Linked DNA regions of Homo sapiens: region 1 is linked to region 2. Evidence: chromatin contacts called from ENCODE Hi-C or POLR2A ChIA-PET data. All regions are on one chromosome and are shown on one strand. Each heading gives the region's core, a stretch centred on a gene start or an enhancer-like site at or near the end of the contact. The rest is flanking DNA. Distances are from core to core; before and after follow the strand shown.

What was found. Hi-C counts contacts between places; a loop is a spot of excess contacts on that map. ChIA-PET counts read pairs that join two places held with the same protein, here RNA polymerase II (POLR2A). Pooled maps may share reads with other maps.
Region 1: a loop to region 2 is called in a map of endothelial cell of umbilical vein, with 7 times the contacts of the local background. The contact joins two enhancer-like sites. A Hi-C loop is called at or near these places in 9 of 168 maps with a recorded cell type or tissue (aorta, ascending aorta, astrocyte of the cerebellum and 5 more) and 6 of 50 pooled maps. POLR2A ChIA-PET finds 5 or more read pairs at or near these places in 2 of 52 experiments (AG04450 and endothelial cell of umbilical vein).

Annotation. Positions count from the first base shown.
Region 1 is chr14:69,077,584-69,083,464 of GRCh38, reverse strand. The region is part of intron 6 of DCAF5 (DDB1 and CUL4 associated factor 5); the gene reads left to right. It also overlaps the pseudogene DDX18P1. Among named protein-coding and RNA genes, the nearest start is that of DCAF5, 73 kb to the left of the region's middle. Within about 2 kb of position 3,889, at least 8 of the 41 ENCODE cell types and tissues checked have a DNase peak (open chromatin) inside an H3K27ac peak, as active enhancers do; they include ascending aorta and endothelial cell of umbilical vein, where a contact is called at or near this core.
Region 2 is chr14:69,035,138-69,040,730 of GRCh38, reverse strand. No RefSeq gene overlaps it. Among named protein-coding and RNA genes, the nearest start is that of ACTN1-DT, 58 kb to the right of the region's middle. RefSeq lists enhancers at 1,940-2,637, 2,638-3,334. Within about 2 kb of position 2,696, at least 7 of the 41 ENCODE cell types and tissues checked have a DNase peak (open chromatin) inside an H3K27ac peak, as active enhancers do; they include ascending aorta and endothelial cell of umbilical vein, where a contact is called at or near this core.

The sequences.
Region 1 (5,881 bases), core at 2,640-5,139, 42 kb before region 2:
ACTGCCGCAGTTTGAGGTTCCACTTCTTGATCTTCTTGCGTAGGAGTTTCATCAGCAGGTGAGACATCCTGTCCAAGCAGTGTCTAGACCACGGGGCCAGACAGTACAGCTACTCAGTTCCGGAATATAACTTTATTAAATCAGCCATTTATAACTCTTTTTGAATCCTGGACCTTTTTGAAACTCTAAAAGCTATAAACAGTCATCTCAGAAAAATGTACACATCTACATTGTTTTCCATATAATAATAAAGTGTTTATGGAACTCTTGAAACCTAGAGGCTCAGGTATTATCAATCCTGGATTAAGATTTTACCTTTGGATTATGTTGTCTTTTAGTCTGTTTACTGATGCAATTTTAGAACTTAAAAGCTTAAAAGGTTTTGGAGTATGTGAGGCCTGCTAGGTATGGTCTGGTTTGTAATCGTTCAGTTGTAAAGGAACACAAGGTGACCTGGATTGTTCTTAGGAACAAGTGGAATTGATGTAATCTGGTGACAGGACATGGCAGTTCTTTAATGCATGGCTCCTGGCTAAGAGTCTGGCCCCACTAGGAAATCCCTGGTAGATGTTAATGAAGGGGAACAGAGTATAACCTGTCTCATCCTCCTCCTTAGAAATTTTACTTTTAGTAGAAGAGCTTTGCCTCTTTTTGAGATATCTTCAAGCTTTGGAGAAAAAATAATGTTACTTCCTCAGAATGCTGGAACACCTTTGCTTGAATGAAGAGTATAAATACTCATATATGGACTGAAGTGAGTGCTATCATCTCCTCACTCCCCAGTCCTCACATACAAAAACTGAAGCCCATGGAGGGGGGCTAATGGTTAATGGCCCCTCATCTTGCTCAGGTTTCCAAAATGGTTTGCCAAATAAAGATTCATCTTTAAGTAACGCTGGCCACTTTGTTATAACCAGCTGTTGGTAATTTACAGCACTTTTTTCCTTTTCTGCTGATTATTTGACTGTTATTGGCTGCCTTTATGGAATATTCCTTAATAGAATTTTTTCTACACAGAACCCATAAAGGTTGGTTATTTTAATAAACTGAAAGATCCAGAAGCCTAATGGAGCTGAAATGGCAAATGGCTCAAAGAAGCAAGAATAATGTAACTTCACTTGCAAAAATAGTGTTAATCTTATGGGTATGCGTATTTGTATGCTTTTATTGGGAGGCAGTGAAATTTCTCTTACCACAAATAAAATAAATCTACGGCTTTGCCCATTTCCAAAGAAAATTTGCTCTGATTGCTTTGGTTGGTATTTGTGGCAAGCACTGGTTATAAATGGTATGATCAAAGGTGTATTATATGCCAGTTAGCAAACCTTTTTCTGGAAATAGTCATCTAGAGAGCATATCACAAAGTTTTCAATCACATTGTTTTTCCCTTTCTGACAGAAGGTCAGGGGAAAATAAGAGCTGTGTTTGATTTAAATTTAAATAGCAGTCTCTCTGCTGTTACTGATCCAGGCTAGCGAGCCATCTGGTTTTTCTGTCCTAGTCAATACAGCTAATTAGACAGGCATGCCATTTACTGGAGAATCATTAATCAATTACTATGGAAGGAGCCTTTGGAGAGAACTGGGTAAGTTGATCAGTACTCAATGAATAGTAACTGATTGATATGTTTCCTTCTTCATCAACAGATGTTGGAGAAGATCAAATCCTGTGTAAGCACGCACCACAAACACACACATACACACACACACACATTTTCTATAAAGGTCAATGGATTGACAGAGGACATTTGGGTCAGTGAGACAGTGACAAATACCAGTCAGTAATCTTTTTCAGTGTTGTTCTTGGTGGTGGTCATGATGGTGGTTCCTTCCTGAAATCTATTGAGAGAGAGTTGTTGATCTCTTCCTATGCTCGAGCAAGTTAGTATCTCCACACTGACAGTGGATTGGATGAAACACCACCATGCACTGGCCTCAGGTTAACCCTACTTAAAATGTCTAGATCAGTAAACATTCAGATCAGTAAATAGCTTGCCCTCTTGGACCACAGAATGAATGAAAAGTGAGGTGAATCAGAATGTGGCCAACTTTTAACCTTTGTAGCCAGCTGGGAAAGATTATGGATAATGTGTGTCCACACAACTCATGTTCATTTTAGCATTGATATTTCCCACCTTACCCACAAAACCAAACAAAAATTAAATATATCTTCCACGCTGATCTAATTGTAGTCTATGGATCTCCTACCTCCCCCTCAACTCAGGGTGTTTTGGGAAATGGGGACTTTATTGCCTAGATAATGAAGTATTTATCTAGAAAGAATGAAGTATTCTTTCTTCCTCTTGGAGCCCCGCCCTGTTCTTCTCAATAGAGTATAAGATAAAAGGCTGTGCGAAGTGAGTTTCATTTTTTTTGTTTTTTATTTTTTCTTATATTCTTTTAAATCTTATTATTTATTTTTTCCTCTTACATTTGTTATTGCCTTTTTTTAGTACTAAAGCAGAACATGAAGTGAGTTTTTAATCTGTGGTTTCCCCCTCGTCATGTTTAGAATGACGTTAAAAAAAATAACTTAGAGAAGGCAATGAATTTTTCATATTCATGTCCCCATTTGGCCACAAACTTCATATCACTTTATTTAGTTTTTGCCTTTCTAAAGTTGAATAGTAATTTTTAGTTTTTTTCACAGTAGTGTATTAAATATGAACGTTGGTTGTGAAGTCATACATCATAAAAGGAAATAAAAAATATGAAACATAGGAATTTTGGGTAACCAATTTTTCTACTATGTTTCTATAGCTTGCCTATTTATATAGGAGTATCTGCTGTTGAGCCTTTCTGTTATCTAGGCCAGAAGCATTTTGCTCCAGGTCAGCTTCAGACCCCAAACACCAGATTTCCTGGGTGAGAATGAGCAGGTACTATTTGAAATTAGATCATCAAGATAAAAGAAAAGACAGAGAGAAAAACCTGTGCCTCCAATTTCACTACTTGAGGTGAAGTTCAGTTTTCTGGTTAATTGAAATAATTACTGTGTTTCTTAAGTTTTAATACGATGAAGTACTTTGGGTTTGTTTCCTTTGGTAGTGAAACAGTGCCACTGGCACTGTTTGGTCTTTGTTTTCTTGCTTATATTTCCTTGTATCCCACAGCAAATATTTGTAAGATGGCCCGCCTAGACCTGCAGTGTCCTGGTGGTCCTCTTAAGCACTAACCATCAGCAGCGCCCCACTCAGTGGCCCCAACCAGCCTGAGTCCAGGAGGGGATGATCCTTTCAGCATAGCTTTAGAAGACAGGAATCTTTCTAGCTGCTCTTATGATAGTAAATGTATCTCTGTACTCAGCTCACTTGAAATAATCTTTATTTCCACAAAGCTTAAAAAAAAGACAAAAGAGCTCTTAATGGCTACCTTATATTTTAAAATAGCCAGAACTCTGTCTGCTCTCCTGGAATACTCTTCTCCCAGATATCCACATAACTTGCTGCCTCATTTCCTTCAGGGCTCTATTCAAAATACCATTTTATCAAAGAGGCCTTCTGTGACCACCCTCTGTAAAACGGAAACTAACACCCCAACCCCCAGCACTCCCTATATGCGCTAACCTGCTGTTTAATTTTCCTCTGTAATATTTGTCACCACTGGACACATTATATATATATATGTTATTTTTTGTTTAACTTTTTTTTGCTCTACCCACATTATATATGTCTGTAATATTTTCCTCTTCCCATTAATGGAATGTAAGCTTCATGGGACAGGAACAGGGTCTCTTTTGATCAACTCTGCCTTCCCTTCCCTGGAACAATGCCTAACACATATTAGACATTCAATAAATATTTGTTTAATGAATAAAGGAATGACCTCACTTTTATTTCTGTCCTTATAGTCAGCAGTATCCCAGGCAGCCAACTTTTAATGCTAGAAGGCATCCAGCAGACAACCGTGAAATGCCATAATGAATTCTGCAGGACAGTTTTGTGATTCCAGAGTGTGTGAACACTTAAATGCCCTTACTAGATGGCAGCGAGGCAAGACGCCCTCCCTAAAAATCATCCCTAGCTGTTCTCTTATGGTGGGTGGAAGAAGAGTTCCAAGAGGAAGAGAGATCAGGAGTTGCCTTTATCCCTAAGAGGAAGCCTGTACATTCTATGCATTTTCTGCATATTTTAGGAGCTGTCATATTAAACCCAACAGGCCTTAACTCTGGGAGAGTTTTCTTCCTTCTAAGGCAGTCTTCTGAGTCAGCATTCTGTCTGAGAATCCTGTTTTCCCTTCTCATGGCTTTGCCCTGATGAATAGCCGAACAAATAGGAAAGCACTGATGCTTCACGATGAAATAGTAAAACCCCTGATAAGACCACTGGGCTCACTCTTCTTAAATATTACTTTTTGTTTGTTTAGTTTGCAGTGGTATGGGGGGCAGGGTAGCAGGAATTCCACATGAAGTTGATAGCCTCTTTTAAACGTGTAACGTAACAGGAAATGGTGGTGCCCGCCTGTAGTCCCAGCTGCTGGGGAGGCTGAGGCATGAAAATTGCTTGAATCCTGGAGGTGGAGGTTGCAGTGAGCCGAGATTGCACCACTGCACTCCAGCCTGGGCGGCAGAAACTCTGTCTCAAAAAAAAAAGTGTACATTAAATATATATGTACATTTACATTGTTGTGTAACCATCACCACTATCCATCTCTAGAACTTCTTCTTCATCTCAAACTGAAACTCTCTGCCCACTAAACATCAACTCCCCATTTCCCCTGCCACTAGGCCCTGGCAACCACCATTCTACTTCGTGTCTGAATTTTCATGACTACTCTAGTAGGATCATATAGTATTTGTCTTTTTGTGACTGGCTTATTTCAGTTAGCATGATGTGATGTCCTCAGAGTTGATCCATGTTGTAGCATGTGTCAGAATTTCCTTCCTTGTTAAGGCTGAATGATGTTGATGGACACATAGGGGATTGATTCCACCTCTTGGCCATTATAAACAGTGCTGTTATGAACATAGGTTGCAAGTATCTCTGATCTTGTTTTCAGTGCTTTTGGATATATACCCAGAATTGGAATTGCTGGATCATATGATAATTCTATCTTTAATTTTTGGGGGAACTATTTTCTGGGTCTTTGTTTTGTTTTTCATAGTAACCATTCTGATGGGTATGAGGTGGTATCTCATTGTTTTGATTTGCATTTCCCTAATGATCAGTGATGTTGAACATCTTTTTGTGTGCTTAGTGGCCATTTGTATATGGCCATGTTCTACTTCTTTGGAGAAATGTCTGTTCAAGTCCTTGGCCCATTTTTAAAATCATGTTGTTTTTTCTTTGTTGTTGTTGTAGTTTAGGAAACTTTTAAATTAAAGTTTAACAAGACTGGCCTTATGAGTTTCCTTGTCTTGAGCATGTTTGTGGAGTGACTTATCAAATCACTTGGGCTGGCAGCTTAGGGACTTTTCAGGTCTAATCCAGCCTCCAACATTCCTTCACAGTGTAATCATAGAATCTTAGAATTAAATGAGCCTTACAGAGCCACCAGTCCAGTTCTCTCATTTTGCAGATAAAGAAACTGAGCCCACTGCTTTTTCCACTGTGCCCTGATTACCTAATCCCTATAGATAGCATTTTCTTCATCTTTAAACCCACCTGTCTTTGCCTTTTTTCTCATGTTCCTACAAGTGTTTTGAAGGCTAGGAAATTGATTTTAAATGATTGCACAGTATTTAGTAATTTATGTTAGGCAGGAGGTTGTGTGTATGTTGGACTTACACTTTTTGGGGATGTTCGATGTCATTTTCAAGTATGACATTTTCTTTAGAAAACTCTAGACCTGGCTAGGCGTGTAGCCTATTCCTATAATCCCAACACATTGGGAGGCTGAGGCAGGAGGATCCCTTGAGCCCAGAAGTTTGAGACCAGCCTGGG
Region 2 (5,593 bases), core at 1,447-3,946:
TTGAGTTTGAGACCAACCTGAGCAACATAGTGAGATCCCTTCTCTATTTAAAAAAATAAATTAAGATGTCTAAAAAGAAAAACCGAGAAGAATGAGATAGGATGCTCACGTGAGTTGCCCTTGGGTAATTCCTCTTTGTGCTTCTGGTTTCATATGGGAACTGGGTTTCACCTACCTTAACCCTGCCCATGGCCATTGCCCTCAAATGATGCACACTTGCCTCTGGTCCTTCAGGCTTGAACACCAGCACTGGCCAAGGGCTCCCTGAAATGGACTCAAAGCTGACTCCAGGGGTGGACTGACTGGCTAACTCCATAGCTACCAGCTACCAGACCACTTCCTCCTCTCCCTAAAGACACTCATGGCCAGACTGTGTTGGAGGCTTTTCTCACAATGGAAGTTGGAAGGGACATTCAGGGCCTTTGGTATTCTGTTAACTGAACATAAGTTTGTTATCAGCAGTGTGAGTATAAGAAGGTATTTGTTTCCTTTCTGATTTTGCCAGTACCAGCTGTGACTTTATTTTTGAGACAGAGTCTTGCTATGTTGCCCAGGCTGGAGTGCAGTGGCTATTAACCGATGTGATCATGGCTTACTATAGCTTTGAACTCCTGGACTAAAGTGATCCTCCTACCCCAGCCTCCCAAGTTTTTGGGACTATAGGCATATACCACTGAACCTGGCTAGCTGAGTGACTTTAAAATTCCACCTAACTTCTCTGAGCCTCAGTTCCTCTCTCTGGAAAGTGGGCATAAAATTAACTGGAGCAGTTCGGGATAGTAAATGAAGTAATATACATGAACTCACCTAGCAGTGTACCTAACTCATAGATGACACCTGGTAGGTATTTGCTGAAGCTACCTTTCCAAAACCTAATCTGCTCCTCCAAACAGACAACTAAAAACACCAATGTAATATTGAGTTTGGGGAAATTGGTAGAAGGGTCCAGATAATGGGAAGTAAAGTCTTCATCTTAACTGGAATTCTACTATGTGCCAGTCAGTGTTGGGTGCTGGGAAAACGAAGATGAATAAAATGATTTTCTGAGCCAGCTATCTTGGGTACAAGAGACAGAAACCCAGCGTAAACTGGCAGCAGCTGGAAAGGGAGTGTATGGCTCCCTGAACTGAGTTGTTGGAACTTGCTCTTCTCTTCTTTTGCACCATTCTCTGTGGATAGGCTTCTGCTGTATAGCCTATTCCTACTCCTCTTAGCTTACAGACATAGGTGGGAAATGAGGCAACTCTTCAAACACATTCCTAGTCTCCCTTCCTGTGGAAACACAGTGGGTGCATCCAGTGGTGAGTCACACAGGCTAAGACTGTAGTCACTGAGCAGAAATGACAAAGAAATCAATCTCTGATCAGGAATCCCAGCACTCTGAACCCTAAAAGAAGTCTCTGCCTATTAGAAGATGGGTGATGGCAAGTGTCAGAAAATGCAGCTCAAAGTACATGGAAGAATGATGATTTTTTGCTGTAAACATAACTGAAACATTCCATGATAGAGTGGCCTTAAAATGTATCAGAGTTCTGTCTCTTTCTCTGCAGTTCTCTTGGCTCTGCCCTCCATGTGTATCTGCCTTGTCTCAGGCTGGCTTCCTCCGAGGAGTTAAGGCAGCCAACATCATCAGCCAGGGCAACACACTGCCTCATTCTCATCTGGGGACAGGGCAAGCAAATCTTCCTGCAGAAAGGAAAGTCTGAAGGGTGGCTCTGCCTGGACCACCACAGCCAGGGCAATGCCCAAACTCCTGAGGCCAAGAGGGCAAGAGGCGTGGTGTGGGGCTGATGGGCTTTAAAATCAGAAGCCAACTGGAAGATTGCAGCTTGCTTCACAGTGGGAAAGGGGTGGATGGACGCTGAGAACACGAGCACATGCCTACCATGGGGTCATAAATCTCATTTACAGATGGGGAAATGGGCTGAAGACCTCCCAAGGTTCAACATCCAGATGACGGCAGATCCAAGACCAGATAGTGGCAGTCTTGGCTACAGTCCAGTCAGTTGCTTTTGAATCAGTCATGGAATAGAAGGTCTCGGTGGTTAACAAACACCCCTCACTAGGGAGGTTCAAGCCAGGGCTGATGACGTCATAGCTATAAAAGGAATGACCACCCTGATCTCCAAGGGAGGAGGAATTGATGCTCTGTAAGAACAGCAGGGAGATTAGCTCACTAATCCCAGGATGGAGCCCCACAGCAAGGCAGGGAAAGGCTTATCCTGTTCAGTTTCTTGGATTTGTAATTTCCTGAGGGAAGCTCTGGCTTCCCCTCTGCCCTCTCCTCTTCCCTGCCCTATTCCCAGGCTGAGATGGACCGGCCGGGGCTGGTAATTGTGTTAGCTCAGTTTCCTCCCTGGCCCTGCCATCTCCATAATCTGATTTCAGAGGGACGAGGGATGGCAGGGTCCAGGCTCAGGAAGAGTTCTGCTCCCTCGTGTCCATCGAGCCTGCTAATTTGATAGAGCCACTTGCTGAGCTTCCACAGAGCCCCCATTAGGAACCAATTTCATCTGGTTACCAAGCCCTGGGCCTGGAGAGCTCTCCTGGTCTCAGCCCAAAAGGAAATTCAGCTTCCAATTCAATTTCTGCATAAGGACGTTAAGGCTTCATTATCATAACAGCAACCAGTGATTAAGCACCTACTATGTGTCAGACAGTGCTGGGTGCTGTGGCTCTGATGACTCATTAGGTATGATGTCACCCTTGGAAGCCCAGAGGTGCTGCCAGCGAGGCCTGGGACTGTCAACACTTGGCTACCTCCCTTTTGTCATGCAATTCTCCCTCTATTGGAATGGACTTGCCCTTGTGCAGGAGGACTTTCACCAGTTCTTGTGTGATCCTCAAGAGCAGCCTTGTTTCCAGGGGAAGATTACTGCCCTGTGTGAAGTATGAAGTGTGAGTGTGAAGTAGGATCTGACCCAAATCTCCTCTCCCACCCAAGGATTCCTGGTGTCTAACAGGGGCCAATAGCCACTCCAACCACTGGAGCTCACCTCCACCATCCCGCCCCATTGCCATGAAAACTGGCCTCTGTAGACCCCATTCTAAAGCCCAGCCTGCCAGGCATCCTGGAGGGCATGCACCAGGGCAGGAAGGAAGCTCTGCCCCCATTGGCTCTAGGACCTTGGACGAGTTACCTAAACTCTGAGCTGGAGCTTCCTCATCGGAAAATGGGGATTGTATAATCTACCCTATAGAACATGGAGCTCCCATGACCTGATGACACAGATTCAAACAGGTAACAAACAAAGGAGTAAATGTGTAAAGTGCCCCATAGTGACACATGCTCTGCCCCAGTAGCTGTGAGGGAGGCTGCTGGACCCACAGTTAAGGTCAGGAAAGTGATGAGTGACTCCCACGCCCTACTCACCCAGATAGACAGCCTACACCCTCTCTTAGGCGGCTGGCCAGCCTACTGCCAGAATCAGTCTGGGTACCCACAGCTACAGCCTGCATGACCCTCTGCCGTGGGAAGCCCCTTCTCTCAGGCTGTTTTTTGTAGCCCCTGGCTCCTGCTGCCAGCATTCTTGTGAGCACAGGAGCTGGCCAGGCTTGGGGACTGGTTTGGAAACAAGGTACTATCTCCCCCTCTGAGAGCACGCCAGGCCATTCTTTCCTGGGCTCGCTGCCCCACCTCATTCAAATCTGCCCAAATGTCACCTTTCCCAGCAGGGCTTCCCTGACCACCTGATCTAGGTTAGCCAGCCCCACACACAGCCCCCACTCCACTTTCCCCTCCCAACTGCTTTGTCTGTGGAGCACGTACCACTGCGTGGTATGTTCGCTCATTCATTTGTCTATCTGTGTCATAAGAATGTGAGCTCCGGGGGCAGGGCCTTGGATCTCTTGTTCACTGCTCTGTCCCTGTGCCTAGAGCAGTCCCAGGCACACAGTGGGCACTCGGTATATAATGAATAAATGAATAAATGAAAAGATTATTTGTTAATGTTTTATAGATAATTTTAATTTTGATTTTCTCTCCAGGGGTTATTTAAATGTGTTTCTTAATTTTTATACAATTAAAATTTGGGGAATCATTTTTGTGCCTGATTTTATTGAATTAGGGTCAGAGAATATGGCCCACTTAAATCTCTATTTTTGAGGCCAGGTGTGGTGGCTCTCACCTGTAACCCCAGGACTTTGGGAGGTTAAGGTGGGAGTATTACTTGAGCCCAGGAATTTGAGACCAGCCCAGGCAACATGGCAAGACCCCATCTCTTAAAAAAAGAAAGAAAGAAAGAAAGAAAGAAAATTAAAAATTAAAAAAACTTCTATTTTAAAGTTTTTACAAAAGTTTTATTTGTACCTAAGTATATGATTGATCACTTTAAAGCATTTTATATTGAAAACATTCAAATATGCACAAAAGTAGAGAGAATTCTCTAGAAATTGAGCTCTAAGAAAAAAAAAACTGGAGAGAATATTAGATGAAGTTTAATGTCCTTATCACCTAGCTTCCATGATTGTCAACTCATGGTCAACCTTTTTTCATTAATACCCTTTCTATTATTTTGAAACAAATATCCAACAGGATTGATTTTGTTAAAAATGCCTCATGATCAGACGGGAAAAATGCATTCTATTGAATAGATAAAGAATGATATATGTGTATGTGTTCAATTGAGTCTTTTAATTGTATTATTTAACCTGTTATAATTTTTTTTAAAAGATAAGGTCTCACTCTGTCACCCAGGCTGGAGTGCGGTGGCATGATCATAGCTCACTGTAGCTTCAAACTCCTGGGCTCAAGTGATCCTCCCACCTCAGCCTCCTGAGAAGCTGGGAATACAGGTGCATACCACCACTCCCAGGTAATTCAAATTTATTTTTGAAAAGACTGGATCTCACCATGTAGCTCAGGGTGGTCTCAAACTCCTGGCCTCAAGTGATGCTCCTCAAGTGGGGATCCTATAATCTACCCTATAGAACATGGAGCTCCCATGCACTCATGGCACAGATTCAAACAGGCAACAAATAAAGAAAGGAGTAAATGTGTAAAGTGCCCCACAGTGACACATGCTCTGTCCCAGTAGCTGTGAGGGAGGCTGCTGGACCCCCAGCTAAGGTCAGGAAAGTGATGAATGACTCCCATGCCCTACTCACCCAGACAGACAGCCCACACCCTCTCCCACTTCGGGGCCTGCCAAAGTGCTGGGATTATAAGTGTGAGCCACTGCACCCGGCCTAATTCTTTTTGATGACTAGTTCATGCTAATTACGGAAGAGGTATACTAAAACATCTCACTTTAATTTTTACAAACTTCTCCTTGCATTTCTAATAGTTTTTGCCATCTATAATCAGCAGCTATTTGTTTGGTGCACACAGGTTTATAGCTATCCACAGGCTGGTATTTATTGAGCATTTAGGTTAAAAATGGGTCTAGAGAGAGACCCATTCTGCTCTCAGGCCTGCTGATGAAAAGTTCCTCATCCTATTTGCATCTAGAATGAGAACATCTCAGCCCAAATGGTGATGGTCTCAGAAAATTACCAGACCTTGAAAATGAGAGTGGAGAATGAAAATGCTATTTCAGCCCTAACTGAAAAGAATGAAATGCCAAAACCCTCCATCCGGATTCCATGGACTGAC